2 separate regions of the Homo sapiens genome follow, and region 2 is linked to region 1. Evidence: read pairs that join two places in POLR2A ChIA-PET (ENCODE). Cell type or tissue: HCT116. All regions are shown on one strand. Each heading gives the region's core, and the rest is flanking DNA. Links, peaks and the distances in the headings are about the cores only.

Region 1 (8,344 bases), core at 228-8,227:
AGCTCATTCCTTCATCTCCTTCATGTCTTTTATTAAATGTCTTCACCTCAGTGAGACCTTCCTTGACCACCCTATTTGAAATCGTATCCTCTCCCCACACTTCCTCCCAACTTGATTTTGTTCAAAAACACTTGTCTTCCTCTAATATTATGAATTTTATTTATTGGATTTGTTTTCTATCTCTTCCAACAATAGAATGTAAACTACTCGAAGACAGAGATTTTAGTTTATTTTGCTCATGGCTATGTCCCCAGTGCCTAGAACAGAGGCTGGCATATAGTAGAAACTTCATTAATGATTTTTTAAATGAAGGACTGAATACATAGATGAATCTGCAAGCCATCTTTGTTCTGTGGTTTGGGCTTCCAATTTTTGACATCTTATTTACACTGAAAATCTTATAGCACACCCTGAAGGAAAGAGAGATGATATAGTTTGGGCAGTGAACATCTAAATTATTCCTTTCTAGGAAAGTCAAATAATCAAATGACATCATCCACAAAATTGCAGAGCATTTCTTTCAGTTATAATGTCCTACATAAGCAAACTAAAGCGTACACAATCATGTCAAACTTATTAATCTCATGATATTTTAGTCGCTCTATTTTCATTCAGTGTTTATTCAATAATCATGAGGCCTTAGAATTTAAACTGCTCAGAACAAGTCCCCTTACCCACAATGTTGAGCTTCAGGTTAAGTCTAAAATTAAGCATATTTCCTTTGCTGATTGGGAAATGAAAATAAATATGAGAGAGGCAAGAGGGAGCAAAGATTAAGCCTGATCTTTGTGAAGGAAAAAAGTTAATTCACGAAGATTATGTTTTCTCTGAAAGACTCACCTTTCCCCTTTACTCTGGCCTATATGAGTCAAAATTTTGGATGCTATTCTTAAGAATTCAGGTCATTTCTCTCTCTCCTTCTACTCTTTGCTCAGAAAAGCTTCAGACAAAGCCACTAAATTTACAAACTAAAATTCAGGTTGTGGGTGTGTGTATTTTTGTGTTCTCTGACATAAGAACAGACCAAACATATAGCACTCTTCAAGGACATAGGATAGATGAACATATGTTAATATACAACAGATGTCATGAGAAGCATGAAATACATTTCATGACTCCATAGTAAATTTTGTAAGTCATTGCCACAAGAATTGGTACATAATGAAAATATAAACGTTTGAAAAAGATGAATTCTTACATAAAAATAGATTCTTAATAATTTATGAAAGGTGAATTATTTGGATATATTCTTTGCCCCTTCGAAGTATGTGACAAGTAGGGTTTAGTCTAAAACAGAAACCTCTTTAGCTATTCAATCAGGAAATTTAATTTAGGGTTTACAAAACATTGTAAGACAAGAAAATCAGGGAAACTGCCACAAGTATTCAGGAAATCAGGTAAGGCAGGAGTTGCAGGGGACCTTCATCACCTGTCTCAGTTGTCTGAAGCACCTAAGTAGGTGATTTTCAGGCAGACCCCCAAAAGTCACTGGCAAAACCTCAGATCTGCTATCTGCCAGTGACCCTGTACCTGCTCACTAACTCCAGAGCAATAACAGTGCCTTCTCTTCCACCTTCTCGTGCAAGTGTCTCTCGTTAGAAGACCCTAAATCAGAGCACTACTTACAAGGAGTCTAGAAAACATAGCCTTTATGTTTCTGGGCCTTGCTTCCAGGGAGAGTGAAGAAGGCCCCATGCTGAGACACCAACAGACAATCCTGCTCCAAGTTGAAACCAGTGGAAACAGCGTACTTTTCCTCTGTTTTCTGCAAATGGACTCAATCCATTTAGGCTGAGGCAGGCGAATTCTAGCATGACCCAGTATACCAAACTGTTCTTATGAAAGAACCAGCCACTCCCAGAACCACCAGTGGGTTTAACAACCTTTTTTTTTTTACGGCGTTTTCATTCTCTTAATAAGACAATCCCAGTCTTCTTTTCACTCACATTCACTGATTCCTTTAAAGAGTTAATTCTGCTGAAAGGTCTTGCTCTATGTGTACATTTCTTAACTGGCATCCCTACTAAGAATAGGGAGCAATGAGGAAAGGTTGTGGAAACAAGGGAAAATTAGTTTATGCAAATAAGGCAGAATGATATTTTACCAGGCTGACACTAAATTTATCTTAGTAAGATTGGTATTACAGTATAGTCTAGCAATTTTCCTCCTGCATCTCTGAAACCTTCCTAGCCTGTGACTCAGTTTCCTACATTAAGGGGCTGTTGCCGCTGTAGTTAGGGTAGTCAGAGGAAGGAAATGCTTGCTCACCTTTGCTGTGTTTGGAATAACCACTCCACATCAAAGAGGTGACTCATTCTGTCCACTTGCCAGCTCTGAGCTTGCTTTCTACCTCCCACTACCCTTTCCTGGCTGTGCTGTTCTTGGCTGGAGAGACTTTTCACCAGCAAGTCCAGGTTTGTGGAGCCTGGCACACTTACCTCCCTGAATGATGAGGCTTTCCAAGGTGGGTTGCTCTACAGGTTGGGACCTGAAGGTGACCACCAGTTTGCCCAACCTACCATTCAAGGTGTATGACTCAAAGTCAAGAAGCTGGGCTTTACTGCTCCTCAAACAGCGAAAGGGAAATGAAATCATTTTATTTCCCCCTTCGTGTTAACAGTAAATATGTAAGCTGAAGATGTTATAAGTTCCTATTTTCATTGGATTTAGAGAAACATGTTGCTGCCTGGAATCACAGAAGCCATCAGGTTCATTTCAGTGAACTCGACAGTGTTACTGTAGTGTGGGGCAGATGGTAAATGCTCAGAAAATATTTATTCGTGTTAGATATACCTCTGTCTGGATGAAAACCATCTTGTGGTAAATAACTTCACTGTAGACATTCTTAGAGAGGGAAAATCCACACTTCATTTAATAAAATCCACTACAAGATTCAATATAGAGGAGAATGTGGGCATGGAAAAATAAAGGACTTTGGAATTAATAGAGATAGGTTTGAGATTAGATGCTCTGGGCAACTCCCTTACGTTCTTATCAAATAATGCAGTGTGTGGTAAAGGAGTCTGGAGTCAGATTGATCTGTTCTAGAATCTCAGAGGCCCACTTAATAGCTACATGGCTATTGACGGTTGACTTCCTTAATCTTCAGCTTCCTCATGTAATACATAGAGTAATAATGAAATTTTCCTCATAAGCTTGTTGTAAGGATTAAATAAGACAGTGCAAATAAATGTTCTAAACAGAGACCCTAGGACACAATTAGTATCCAATAAATTTTAGATATATTCTAAACTTGTTACCTAACTTGGAAAAAGAAAAAAATAAAACATGCCATACTCTGCTGCAAAGGGATTTTACAGATTCTGTGAACATGAAGAAAATGCCTCCCGAGTGTGATTTGTAAGCATTATCTAACTTGCTCATTGTCATGAGCCCATTCCTTTTCTCCAGCATTTGAATGTGGGCTTGCTGCTATTATCTTTTGGCATAGTCCTTGAAAATTTGCACATCGGTTTAACAGACCAGCATTTAGAATGTATGCACATGCACCCTGGAACTTATGGAAAAGAAAAAGGATGCTTAGAGCTCTTGATTACTTCCATTAATGATGAGTTTGACAACCTGCATCTGCAAAATCCTCAGATACTTTACCATTGAACGTTCACATTGCCAGCATTCCCTCATGCTTGGATATTTAGGGGAACTGAAATCGACTCCTGGTGGTAGATTGGTGGTCTTCCTTTGACAGACCCTCTTCAGCTTCTTATGGTGTTTTATTTGCTATTTAATGTTCTAAATAAAGAAGATTTTAATTTAAATTATTGGCATGAATTTTATCATTTCATCATATATCTTTATATTGAGCAATACCAGTTTGAAATGCATATATAAGAGCATTTAGTTTGAATATACCCATGTATTTCATTCTTACCAGAACAGTGAAAACACTCTACTCATTCAGCTGTTGTATTTCATATCTTAATATACTACACTCACATTCTGCCATCACTCTCTCCTTTCAACTTACGAATAAATAAGGAAAGACTTTTTAAAAAGTGTGTGCTGCCCTATTTTTCCGTTTCCTTCTTTGTAATAGTCCCTGGACTGACACCTGTTGAAACCAGACCCTTCCAGGATGGTACTGGCAGTAGAATGACCTGACCATGTTAGAGCAAAGCTCCTCTTTCCCCACCTTTCCTTTAAAGCAGCCGGTTAACCTTCTTTGGCCTGCTCTGCTAAGTAATAATGCTTCTGGGGCATTTGGAGAAGAATTGGTGTGAATGGGTTTATATATTACCCAGATGGCCTCACTATTACTCATAGTCAATTGGGAAATTTCCAACCATTTCTACTTCTAATTACCTAAGGGATTTGAACAGACATCTGCTATTGAGCTCATTTGAAAAGAGCATGTCTGAGTATTAGGTTTCACTCAACAAACATTAAGTGAGAACCATTAGTAAGGGAGTGGGGTGAAATAGAAGAAAGTCCTTCTGGTTTCACGAAAATATCAATTTAGGTTCAGTCCCCAATTCTGCCACTACTGTGTGTATAACCCTGAGAATGTCAACCTCAGAGCATCTTACTGATCTATAAAATAAAGTAATATCTCTTTTCAATGTTGTGAGGAATAAGAAATATTTTTGTGCTTAAAAACTCCTCAGTAGTAATAAGTGTTTAATAAATGGCAGCTGTTATTAGTGTTGCTTTCTTATTATTCTAAACTTTTCTAGCAAAAGGAAATGCTCAGAGAAACTGTCCGGTTCTTCTTTAGGTGTTCCTATCCCATAAGGCTGTTATATTTAATACAGAAAATGGGTGGAAAAATGCTTAGTAAAACAACAAATATAGAGTTACTATGGTTATTTGGAGAAAAGGCACTTAGAGCCTGAGAAACACTGTAGACTAGGCCAAATAGAGTGACTTTCCTTTGTTAGAATATAAGACAAGAGGACAAAAAAGGAATTAGCTTAGGGCATAGCTGAGATAATGTTTCTCATACGCTTCTTGGATTGATTTATTCTTTAATTGAAGCAATTCTAACATAAATTTTGTTTGGTGGTGTTTATGTGTACCTGTGTTCATGTGTGTATGTATGTGTGTGTGTGCCTCTGTGCATGTACACACTAAATATTTTTATTTGACTGAACAACTTTCGTTTTATTGATCTTAAGGATTAGGACACAAGAAGGAACAAGAAGGAAAGCTGGAGTTTGCTCTTAATATATTACTAAAAAAATGAAGCTAAAAATATCCTAATATTGCTAGCTGGATGCATTTACACATATTCTAAATCTATAAGGCTTAGGAAATTGCTTATACGAATACTCATTAATTCAGTCTATTCTTTGTCTCTGAGTAGTGGATAACCTTTTTGAAAAGTTGAATTTCTTTACTAACCTGGAAAAACCTACACTATTTGCAGAACATTTATTCTCCGTAAGCTATCCTGACTAAAAGTCTGGCATTAGGAATTGGCTGTGGCAACATAGGCCATGTGATAAGGGGGTTATTAGATTACCTGAATAATTCTATCAGTAAAGACAGCCTATGTAGGCATGTAACTCAGTCCTCTGAGCCTTGTGGTTAAGTTTTATTTGCTTGCCTTTCCTGGGTAATTACTCAGATTTCCTCATCACTTGGCTATATAGACATCGTGAAGATTTTTAGCTCAAGCTCAGAGAGTTAAGAAAGGCTGATTCGCATAATTGGTATTCTGCCTTTAAAACATCTATTCATTAATGCTTAAATGAATAATTTGCCTGAACTTGCCTTTTGAACTTTCTTGCGTGGGATGCTATTTGCCATCCATGACTATGAGGTTTTACAAGTCTACCTAGAAATACATAGCCTTCTTAAAGTCCTTTCTCCCTTCCTCTCCCTCTTCCTTCCTTGTTTTCTCCCTTTCTTTTTTTTCCTTCCAAATGTTTTTTATAGAATTATATAATGCTAGATCTTGACAGAACCATGGAAATTGTAAGTCTTCTAGTTTTTCACAAACTTCATTAATTCCTACACATGAATTTTAACATATCTAGTTATTTAATATTTTTTCTAAATAGATTATTTTTTTAAAAAACTAAAATATCCTTTAGATACCTTCTAAAAAACTATATTCAAGGATCATGGACTTAGTAGATTGACTATTTTTTCCTGATAAATAATAAAAGAAATGTGTATCAAGTCAAGTTTGGACATACACCACTTAAAATCATCTCAGTTAGCTTTCGGAAACACTGTCCCAGGCTTCAAATGAGAAAACTGAGGCCCAGAGAAATGTAGTGAAGTTTTCCAGAGGCCAATTAGGAATATAGCTAATAGTTGAAACCATGCTTTCGGATTCTTAAATCCAGGCCTTTCTTGGTGTAGCACACTGACTTGTGTTTCTTATCTATTTGTCAGGTTTTAAGAAATAATCACAAACTGTTACAGAAAAACCATCAGTAGGCATGCAGTGAAAACAGCCCATCTTCCTATTTATTTTTTCTTTAATACTTCTTAGGTCACCAAGTGCCACAGATGCAAGACAGTGGTCCTCAACAAAAGTACTTATATGGAGGTTCACAAAGACTTTCTAAGGGCATGGATAATGTTAAGGATGTTTTCACAGCCACACGTATCCTGTGAATTCTTTCCTAAAAAACGGTCTGTAGTTACAAAGAAGCCATGCTTTTCCTCCACCTGGAATCTTAATATGAAGCATTGTCTTGGAGGGAAAAACACTTCAGCTGGTGTAGGCGTGGAAGAGGGAGAGTTTCATGTCTGGGTAACAAATCACAGGGGGGCTCTAATTCTTTGCCTTCTGCTAAAATGAAGAAGGGCTAAACAAATTTTTCGCTGATAGATCTTTAAAAATACTTTTGCATTGACAGTAATTTTTGGCACAAAAGTTGTATAAAGGTCCAAGAATTAAACGTCATAACTGTAATTAAAAAGTGTTTTCATTCTCATTCATAAATAAAGGTTTTGTTTGTTTGTTTTAGCGTTTACCTCAGTTAAAATGACAAGAATAGAAGTAATATCAAACTCTAACTTATTCTAGCAATAAGTAGCATTCAGATACAGATCTATGAGGGAAAAACCAAAACCCGTTAAGAGATAATTTTGTTCTTTTAGATTTAATGTATACTTATCAATATTTTAATATTTTAATTAGTTATATTAAATGATTCAATAATAGAATGTATTTTGATACATTATTAATACATGCTTACTACTAATACTTGTAATATTACAGAAGAAATATTTTTTAACATTTACAACCTGTTAGGAAATTAAAAAATTATATTTCTTTTATATTTTTGCTGCAAAGAAGTATAACAGGGTCATTAGTAGAAGATTTAAGAATAAAATAAAATTATATTTTGTGAATTAAATTATATGAAATTTGGATAAAACTTGATGCGAAAGGGAACTTTTAAAATAGGCTTAAAAAATAGAGAGAAGATGTAAAATTTCCAGATGTTAATGAAGAGTTCATTTATGGATTGCTATTTTCTTAGATTTCTGATGACAGGAAATTAAATCACTTTCTTATCTAAATTTCATAAGATGCATTTTAAAATTATATAACAATTTTAAAACAATATAAAACGATCAATATTTAAGAAAAGTTGGAAGTTACACAATTTGTAATATTTACATTTTGGACAAATTTTAGATATCACTTTAAACTTTTGCAAGAGGTTATGGAGATTTTCATGTTCTTTTAAGGGGTAAATGAAGTTTGGAGAACATTGCTTTCAGGGCTGGAATCAGTTTCCTGGCTGCCAAATGCTCCTTAGGGAATTCTTAGCCTGATACTGGTTTCCAAGGAATGAATACAGTGACTGTCGAAAGGAGCACACTATCATCTGGGTGCTGCCAGGATTCTTGGGACAGTCTTTCAAATGTTCTGGACCCAGCTGAGCCTGGCTGCTCTGTGGTTTTTCTACCTGTCAGACTCATATCTGCAGAAAGTTCAAATTCTGTTAGGAAACTGCTCTAGTTATAAAGAAATCTTCTTCAGCTCCCCATACCACTGTAGATTGTAATGTCTATTTACCAGGTAAAATAAAATGGTTCTTTTCCACATTCTTATAAAAGTTAGAAAAATCCAAGGCAGATAAGAAAAACAGCAGCATGTATTTAAAATAGTTGCATATACAAATGTGTACTTTTAAAAATATGTGTAACCGTGACATTGTTGTTATTCAACTTTTGAAGTGTAATTTGGTATTAAAGTTCATGCTAAAGTTGTCTTTAAAATTCAGAACATAATACTTCACTCTAGTAAATTACTTATCTAATTCTGCTATCCCAGTGAAATACAAATTATTTATGACCTATTTCAGTAACATTATGTTTTGTATCACCAAAAGTTTATAATAGAAGATATACATGA
Region 2 (8,344 bases), core at 142-8,141, 110 kb before region 1:
ATGCACATTATAGAATAATTAAATCAAACTGACATATTTTCTATCTCAGATACTTAGCATTTCTTTATGTAAGAACGTTTAAAATATACTCTTTTAGCAATTTTGAAATATATAAAACATTATTCTTAATTATAGTCACCATGCTGTGCAATAGATCACAGACTTATTCCTTCTGTCTAACTGAAACTTTGTGCCCTTTGATCAACATCTTCCCTTTCCCCATTCAAATAATCACTACCTCCAAATCTCCAGCTTCTGGTAGGCACCGTTCTACTCTCTACATCTATGAGTTTGACTTTTTTAGATTCCATATATAAGTAAGATCATGCAGTACAGTATTTGTGTTTCTCTGCCTGGCCTATTCTACTTAGCATAATTTTCTCCCGGTTCATCCTCATTGTCACAAAGGGCAGAATTTCCTTCTTTTCCTAAAGGTTGAATAATATTCAATTGTGTATCATCTTTATCCATTCATTCATAATGGACACTTAGGTTGATTTCACGTCTTGGCTATTGTGAACAATGCTTCAATAAACATGAAAGTGCACATATCTCCTTGACATACTCATTTCATTTTCTTTGGATGTATGTCCAGAAGTGGAATTGCTGGATCATATGGTAATTGTATTTTTGTTTGTTTAAGGAAACTTTGTACTGTTTTCTGAAGTGATTATACTAATTTACCTTCCTACCACTGTGCACAAGGGTTCCCTTTTCTCCGCATCCCCCTCCAACACTTGTTCTCTTTCATCTTTTTGATAATAGCCGTTCTAATAGAAATGACTTGATATCTCATTGTGATTTTAATTTGCATTTCCCTGATGATTGATGATGTTGAATAGTTTTTCATGTATCTGTTGGCCATTTATCTTCTTTTGAGAAATGTCTACTTTGGTCCTTTGCCCATTTTTTAAATCAGGTTGTTTTCTTGCTACTGAATTGTTTTAGTTCCTTATATATTTTGGATATTAGGCCCTTATCAGAAGACAGATTTGCAAATATTTTATCCGAATTCTTGGGTTGTTCCTTTACTCTATTATTTCCTTTGCTGTCCAGAAGATTTTTCTGTTTGATACAGTCTCATTTGTCTATTTTTTCTTTTATTTCCTATGCTTTTTATGTTGTATCCAAGAAACCACTGTTCAGACCAGTATCACAGGGCATTTCCTCTACGTTTTCTTTTAGAAATTTTACAGTTTTGGGCTTTACATTTAAATCTGAAATCTATTTTGAGTTTATTTTTGTATATGGAGTGAGATGAGGGTCTAATTTCATTCTTCTGTGGGTGGATATCCAGTTTTTCCAACGCTGCTTATTGAAGAGACTGTCATTATACCCACTGTGTGTTCTTGAAATCTTTGTCAAAACTACATTGACCACAAATAGGAGTTTATTTCTGAAATTTCTGTTGGGTTCCACTGTTCTATATGTCTGCTTTTATGCCAGTACCATGCTAGGATTTTTAAATTCTTGTTTTTCCTTTTATTTTTAGTTGGCACAAAATAATTGTATGTATTGTGGGATACAGTGATATTTTGGTACGTGTATATCATGTTGTTTAGGAAAAACTCTCAAACCATTTTTCCTGTGCTCTCACACCATAACAATCAACACAGGAGACTTCTGTGATCCAAAAATATGTGTTTATTTTCCCCCTCCAGCAAGCAAGCAGTCAATTCTGCAGGAGGACCCAGCTGGGTGTCCTCTAATTTAATTCCAACTATCTACCCAGATAAATCATCAGATCCCACAGGTTAGGAGCTTACTCCCACAAGCCCATCCCCTCCTTCCCCCCGGTTGCAAGTCCAGGCTTCTGGAACTTCGGACTGACTGGCTTCAAATTGGGGTTCCCGTGAACCTCCTCCCCCCACCTTTGGGTTCGATTAATTTGCTGGAGTGGCTCACAGAACTCAGGGAAACACGTTTACTGATTTATTATGAAGGGTATTTGAAAGGATATGAATAAATATCCAGATAAAAAGATACATAAAGTGAAGTCTAGAAGGGTCCTGAGCACAGGAACTTCTGTTCCCATTCAGCTGGGGTGCACCACCTTCCTGGCACGTGGATGAGCTCTTCATTTCATATCATGGAGATATGGCGGTCCTGTTGTACTGGTGATTGTTTCAAGTGGCTGGACTGATGAGTAGGCATGGAGTATTGGTGATCATCTAAGAAGCATCTTATCCAACTGTGAAAATATCTCTGGAGCAGAGGTGTGCAAAGGGAAATATGATGTTGCTGAGGGCTTCCTAGAGCTCCCCAAAAGTCATGTACCAGATACACAATTTTTTCCTAGACCATCTGACAATAATTGCCACAATTAAGTTAAAGCATTAGACACAAATCTTGCTCGTAAAGTAATATATTCCCATCAAGCTCATTTATCTCTTTATTTAAAAGTGTCGGCCGGGCACGGTGGCTTCCGCCTGTAATCCCAGCACTTTGGGAGGCCGAGGCAGGTGGATCACCTGAGGTTGGGAGCTCGAGACCAGCCTGACCAACATGGAGAAACCCCGTCTCTACTAAAAAATACAAAAATTAGCTGGGCATGGTGGCGCATGCCCGTAATCGCAGCTACTTGGGGGGCTGAGGCAGTAGAATCGCTTGAACACGGGAGGCGGAGGTTGCAGTGAGCTGAAATTGGGCCATTGCATTCCAGCCTGGGCAACAAGAGCAAAACTCCATCTCAAAAAAAAAAAAAAAAGTGTTAGTTTATAATGCACTTAAAGAGGAAGCAACAAGTTGTCTGTTCTGTGTGTCATGAGTGGATTATATTATGTTCACTGATCCAGCCCATCCTCTCCCTCCTCCCCTCTCTTCCCTTCACCTTCTACCCTCTTTTCCTCTCTTCCTCAGGTTACTTATAAGGGCAGCCATCACAGATTTGCTACAACTGAACTGACAAACTCAAAGGACACTTCAAAACAGATTTCAATTGAATTTTGTCTTGAGATTCTTCATTTTTCTTTCCTTGTCATGTTGGCCACAATTTGGTATCCAGTTATCTCAAATAGAGTGTAATTCATAGGTTCATGATATAGTTATGTTCATTAGATGAATGAATAAGTGAATGACTAAATGAATGAATGAATGAAGAACACATTATTATGGTTTTAGTTTTAGCAAAAGAGGAAGTTCAGAAATGCTAAGGAACCTGAACACCAGGGGGCATCAAAAGTTTGCTTTCTTTTTTTTTTTTCTCAAACCTGCCTTTTAAAATAGTCTAAAACTTGAGTCATATTGGCTTCATAAGAGAAAGTGCGAGAGAGAAAGGGGGAAGGGAAAGAGAGAAGTTATAACTTAAAGGTTAATTCTAAAGTGGTAAGTGTACTCTACTGCAGTTTACTTAAGTTGCTTCTACAACAGTGCACGTGGTTTTTCTCATAGTTATATACCAATGACCAGCAGATGACACCACTTCTTATGACCAGCAGATGGCACCACTTGACCTTATGGGTCAAGGAGTACAGTTGTAGGACCAGATTTTGGAGGATAAAGAAACATATATAGGGGATGAAATCTTTCACAAACTTTCTGTAGAAAAACTACTAAAGTAAAGTAAATATTAAGTAGAGAATTAATCCCTGTAGGTCTCAAATACCTTAATTTTTAAAAGGTAGAATTTTAACCAGAGGTATATTGTTCATTTTGAAACAGATAACTAAAATGTTTTTACATGTCAAGTTTAAGCCTCAGAAAAGGTGAGCTGTAATTGATAGAAATAATTTGGATTTCACTGTGTACTTTTAGAATATTCCTTTATCAGATTTTTCAATGACCAATTAATTCACAGATATTAGCCAAAAGAAAGACAGTTGCACACAGACACAATACTGTTAGATTACTGATTAATAGCACTAAATGATTTCCTCCATTGTCCTTGGCTATATAATTTAAGTGTCAACAGAGTACTTCAGGTTCCCTTATGCACTATCAGTTATTTACCTTTTCTAAACATTTAACTACTTTAGTTGGATACTTATAATCAGATAAAAACCGGAACAATGTCTGTAGTTAGAGTACTTGTAGTGCAAAGGAAAATGCAGACCCACTGGTTTTTGAGAGTGACAGCACTTGACCCGAAGCTTTAAACGTGCTTGTGAAACTTCCATCTGGGTGAAGGAGTAGAGGCCAGACTAGCACTTAGTTTCTTTTTAGATCTTCCATACCTTAGTCACGCAGATAAGTAGTAACTGCTTGAATGGGAATAAAAAGCATTCCGTCGGATTTCTGTGTATAATGAAAAGTCCCTGTCTTTGGCTCTTTGATTTCCCACATGAAGCTCAGCTTGGATATTACTACGATAAGAAAGAGCTCTAGAGAAAACAAAAGGGCATATTTGCTTAAATTGCTGTTTGCATCAAAAGAAACTGCTTAATGGGGTTATCGGTAGGTCAGACTGCACCCTGTTTTCACCAAGGCTGAATCAAGACCAGATGAATTCAGGAGGGCTGGGTGGGATTAGAGTCCTTAAGTGGCAGTATTTTAATAAAATTCTTCTTGGCAAAACTATCTCTGAGCTTTCTATTTTATTAGCAACTGAAAGATACATAAGAAAGAGATTGGAAATACTGAAGTGATCAACTACTAGGAAATGAACCTTAGGTTTAATTTTATTTCCACACAAAAAAACAAAACAAAACAAAACCACTGTGCCATATGGGAGAAAACATGATAGAGAAGCAAGGTCTAGACCCATACTCTCTGACTCTACACTATTTGGTGTTGAAGCTTATGACACTCAGCTTCAGTTTCTTCATCTGTAAAATTAGGGTGATTATCCAGGGTTTGTGTGAGAGTTCAAGTTAATACTTGTAAAGCACTTGGAACATGGTAAGTACTGAATGTGTTAATTATGATGATGATGATGATGGTATACTAGCTACTGCATGAGGTGCTGAGAATAGAGATTGAAAAGATACTGTCTCTGCCTTTGGGGAACTTAGAGTCTTTTAGGAGGAGTAAAGAAAATAAATAAGAGCCAAATGTTATAGATATAATAAGGACGTTATATACAGTTTTGGGATAGGGGGTGACAAGGTAGGGTATGGTGAGTTTGGCCTGGGTAGGGGTGAGGGATGCCTTGAAGAAAGGCCCTTGAGCTGAACTGTGCAATATGTATTTGCAGGCAAGAAAAGGGAACAAGGAAGGGCTTTTGGACATGTAGTGAAGGCAGGGCTGGGCAACATGTGTTGAAGGGCACCAAAGTAGGAACCAGTGTGGTACATTCAAAGAGCTGCCGTTCTTGGAATGTGGTTAGAGCACAGGGTGTGAGTATAAGGGGGCAGAGTGAGAGATGAAGCCTTTCGGGCGGACATAGGTCAGAGTCTAGCATTGGAAACAGGAATCCAAGGGTTAATTTGGAAATTAGATGAGGTTTGTTTCGCTCATTCATTCATTATTTATTTATTTATTTATTTATTTATTAGAGGCAAGGTCTCACTGTATTACCCAGGGGGACCTCAAACTCCTGGGCTCTGGGAACCTTCCTACGTCAACCTCCCAGGTAGCTGGAATTACAGACATGTGCCACCGTGCATGGCTAGTATTTTTAAAAAATAAGCTGTCAACATTTACAACTTAGAAACCTCTACATGAAAAAATAGGGATTTCCAAGCTTTCTAGAAAATTTGGAGTGTCTTCCAATATCATTCTCTAATTCCAACACAGTATCAGTGGATGACATGCGCACTGCCCAGTTTGTCCCTGGCCTCTTCGTCTCACATTCAGTCCCAGCCTTGCCTCTAGTCCCACGAGCATTGGTGTTTCTGACCTTTACATAGCACCCTAAAGACTTCTGATATTATTCTACAGGGCACGCAGAGCATTAAAATATTTTAAGAAGGAGGTTCTACTGGAGGAGGGATTGAAGGACAAGATGGTAAATTGTTTTCATGTTTTAACAAAAGTTCTATCATGAGCAATGACTGGACACATACGAGGGCAATTGAGTATCATTGGATTTTACTATTAAATTTCATTAGAAAATATAATCTATTCTTTGAAAATTGGAATATTTAATCTTATTATGGAAGAGTGACCAATCTTCTAGTCAATCCTGTATTATTCTTATTTTTTAGAGTAAGCAAAAGGTCTAAAATTTTAAGAGGAAAGCCCATCCTTCTTTGGCAGCTCCTTTAAGGATCAACAGATAGTCCTCTTGGAACTGATAATGAAATATAATCCAATCTTAACATACCTGGAAAAGGGCTAAAGGGAATGCATACCTACATTTCAACAGGGGAGGAACTGGTACAAAACAACAGTTACTAAGAGGCAACAAAGAATTTCTGGCAGAGTGGGTTTTGCTATCTAAAACCTGCTTTTTCTAATAGAGGCAACTTCTCATCTCCAGATACTCCGTGACTTTCAGGAAGAAAGGCATATAACTTAAATTGAAGTGATAGATAATATAAACCCATGGCCTTTTTGGCTTTTGGGTCAGGCCCCTGTGAAGTTAGCAAAGGCAGCAGAAGCAGCTATGCTTGCATCAGAATGCAGAATGATGCTCATCCTCAGGAAGCATTTCACACCCACTTCCTTTCCATCCATGGAGTAAGGGGACAGGGAAGTTAATTATGAGAAGGGGGATAAACTAATCCTATACTCATTCTCTGGCCTTCTATAAAAACACTGGTTGGTTTTTAGCAGGAAAGTTATGCCAGTTATATTAGGATTCTCCAAAAAAACAGAACCAGTAGGATGTGTGTGTGTGCATGTGTCAAGTGTATGTCACATATGAACACATGTGTATGTGTGTAAGTGTATGTCACACACATGTACTTATATACATATGCATGTATATATCTATATCTATATAGTTGTAGGGGCTAAGTGTGAACTTTGTGGGGCAGGTTGACAGTCTGGAGATTCCGGGAAGAGTTGATGCTGCAGTCTTGAGTCTGAAGACAGTCTGGTGGCAGAATTCCTGCTTTCTTAGGAGACCTCAGTCTTTTTTCTTAAGCCTTCATTTGATTGGATGAGGCCCACTTATGTAATAGATGGTAATCTGCTTTATTCAATCTACTGATGTAAATGTTAATCACGTCTAAAAAGAACCTTTGCAACAACATCTAGACTGGTGTTTGACCAGAGTACTGGGTGCCATAGCCTAGCCAAGATGACACATAAAATTAGTGACCACGTTGGGGCCCAGACTGGTCTGCATGATATAGGCTGGAGAGGAGAGGAAGACCCTGCTACTGAGCTATGCTCATCTCTGAGAAAACAAATTTTATCTTGCAAGTTATATCTGATATTCATTGAACAAACGTGGAACACCTGCTATGTGCAAAGTTCTTTGCCAATTATTCTCTGCTTTTAGTGGGTCTTCTGCTGTTGTAAATCGAAGGAAGAGTACAGATGCAGACAGACACCCTGGGAAGCAACTTAGTGTGGTGGAAAGGCACTGAGTTGTAGAGACAAGAGTACCGGTTTTGGCTGTGTGACTTTGTGCAAGTTTTCACCCTTCAAAACTCATTGGTGATTCCACTTTATCAAGATCTGCAAACTGTCTAAGCCTTATATTTATCTATAAAACCATCATCATCATCAGCAGCAGCAGCAGCATCATTGCCCCAGGATTTAACCGAATAAAACATGTAACAATTTCTGATATATTACGAGTCACCAACAATTGTTCTTTGTCTTCCTTCTCTATCACATTGCTAAGTAAAAAGGGGTGTGAGAAACTATGATATGAGAGGCAGAGTGAGGGAAATGGCACCAGGCATGATGTTTGTGTCTTAAGTCTGAAGGTAGACTGGAGGCAGAAAATTGGAACCTTTAATCAGGTGTACCCCATAGTCAACTGGCCAGCTGACTATACAGGGCAGGTCTGTGGTGCAGGTGAGGCTTCATATTTATCTATTATTTGGTAAAAATGAGGTGCTGTTCCTGAAATCTAGAATCATGATGGTATGACTATACACATTTCAGAATGATTCTCACCCTTTTCAATCCCTTATGTCACAATCTCCATTTATAGTTTTGAGTTTTGAATTTTAAGCCATGTTCTAAAAATTCCGAAGTTCAACTCTTAGAAAATCCCAAGTAGTCTAAGAGTGTTTTACACCAAAATAGTCACAAGATTATGTTAGACAAGTTAAAATACATGCATTTTAGTATATACTTTGCACAACCTCTCTGAAATGTCTTGTTCAAAAACAGAAAACTCAAAGCTGCTCAGATGTTTGTTATGGTCTCTTAGTTCGATAACTGAAAGTGACAGGCTATACTTTTTCCAAAGGCTCCCACACCAATTTGTGGGTTGGGCTAACATCATATTGCTTTGCTCTCACTGCATTCTCTGGCATGTGTGTGTTCTACAGAATACCTATAT

What was found. ChIA-PET counts read pairs that join two places held together with the same protein. Peaks named below come from ENCODE experiments on the same cell type or tissue, not always from the same donor. Only the 100,000 strongest peaks of a DNase experiment are listed, where the experiment ranks them.
Region 2: POLR2A ChIA-PET joins it to region 1 with 33 read pairs; 3 of 35 experiments call an interaction of 5 or more read pairs at or near these places.

What each region holds. Positions count from the first base shown.
Region 1 is chr9:21,679,073-21,687,416 of GRCh38, reverse strand. No RefSeq gene overlaps it. Among named protein-coding and RNA genes, the nearest start is that of MTAP, 120 kb to the left of the region's middle. RefSeq lists an enhancer at 1,733-2,932. In HCT116, for the core only: no CTCF peak of the experiment used is centred there; DNase peaks (open chromatin) are centred at 2,346, 4,251 and 5,582; H3K4me3 peaks cover 626 bases; H3K27ac peaks cover 8,000 bases.
Region 2 is chr9:21,784,705-21,793,048 of GRCh38, reverse strand. No RefSeq gene overlaps it. Among named protein-coding and RNA genes, the nearest start is that of MTAP, 14 kb to the left of the region's middle. In HCT116, for the core only: CTCF peaks have their summits at 3,183 (motif pointing right) and 3,382 (motif pointing right); DNase peaks (open chromatin) are centred at 3,428 and 4,238; H3K4me3 peaks cover 1,249 bases; H3K27ac peaks cover 7,079 bases.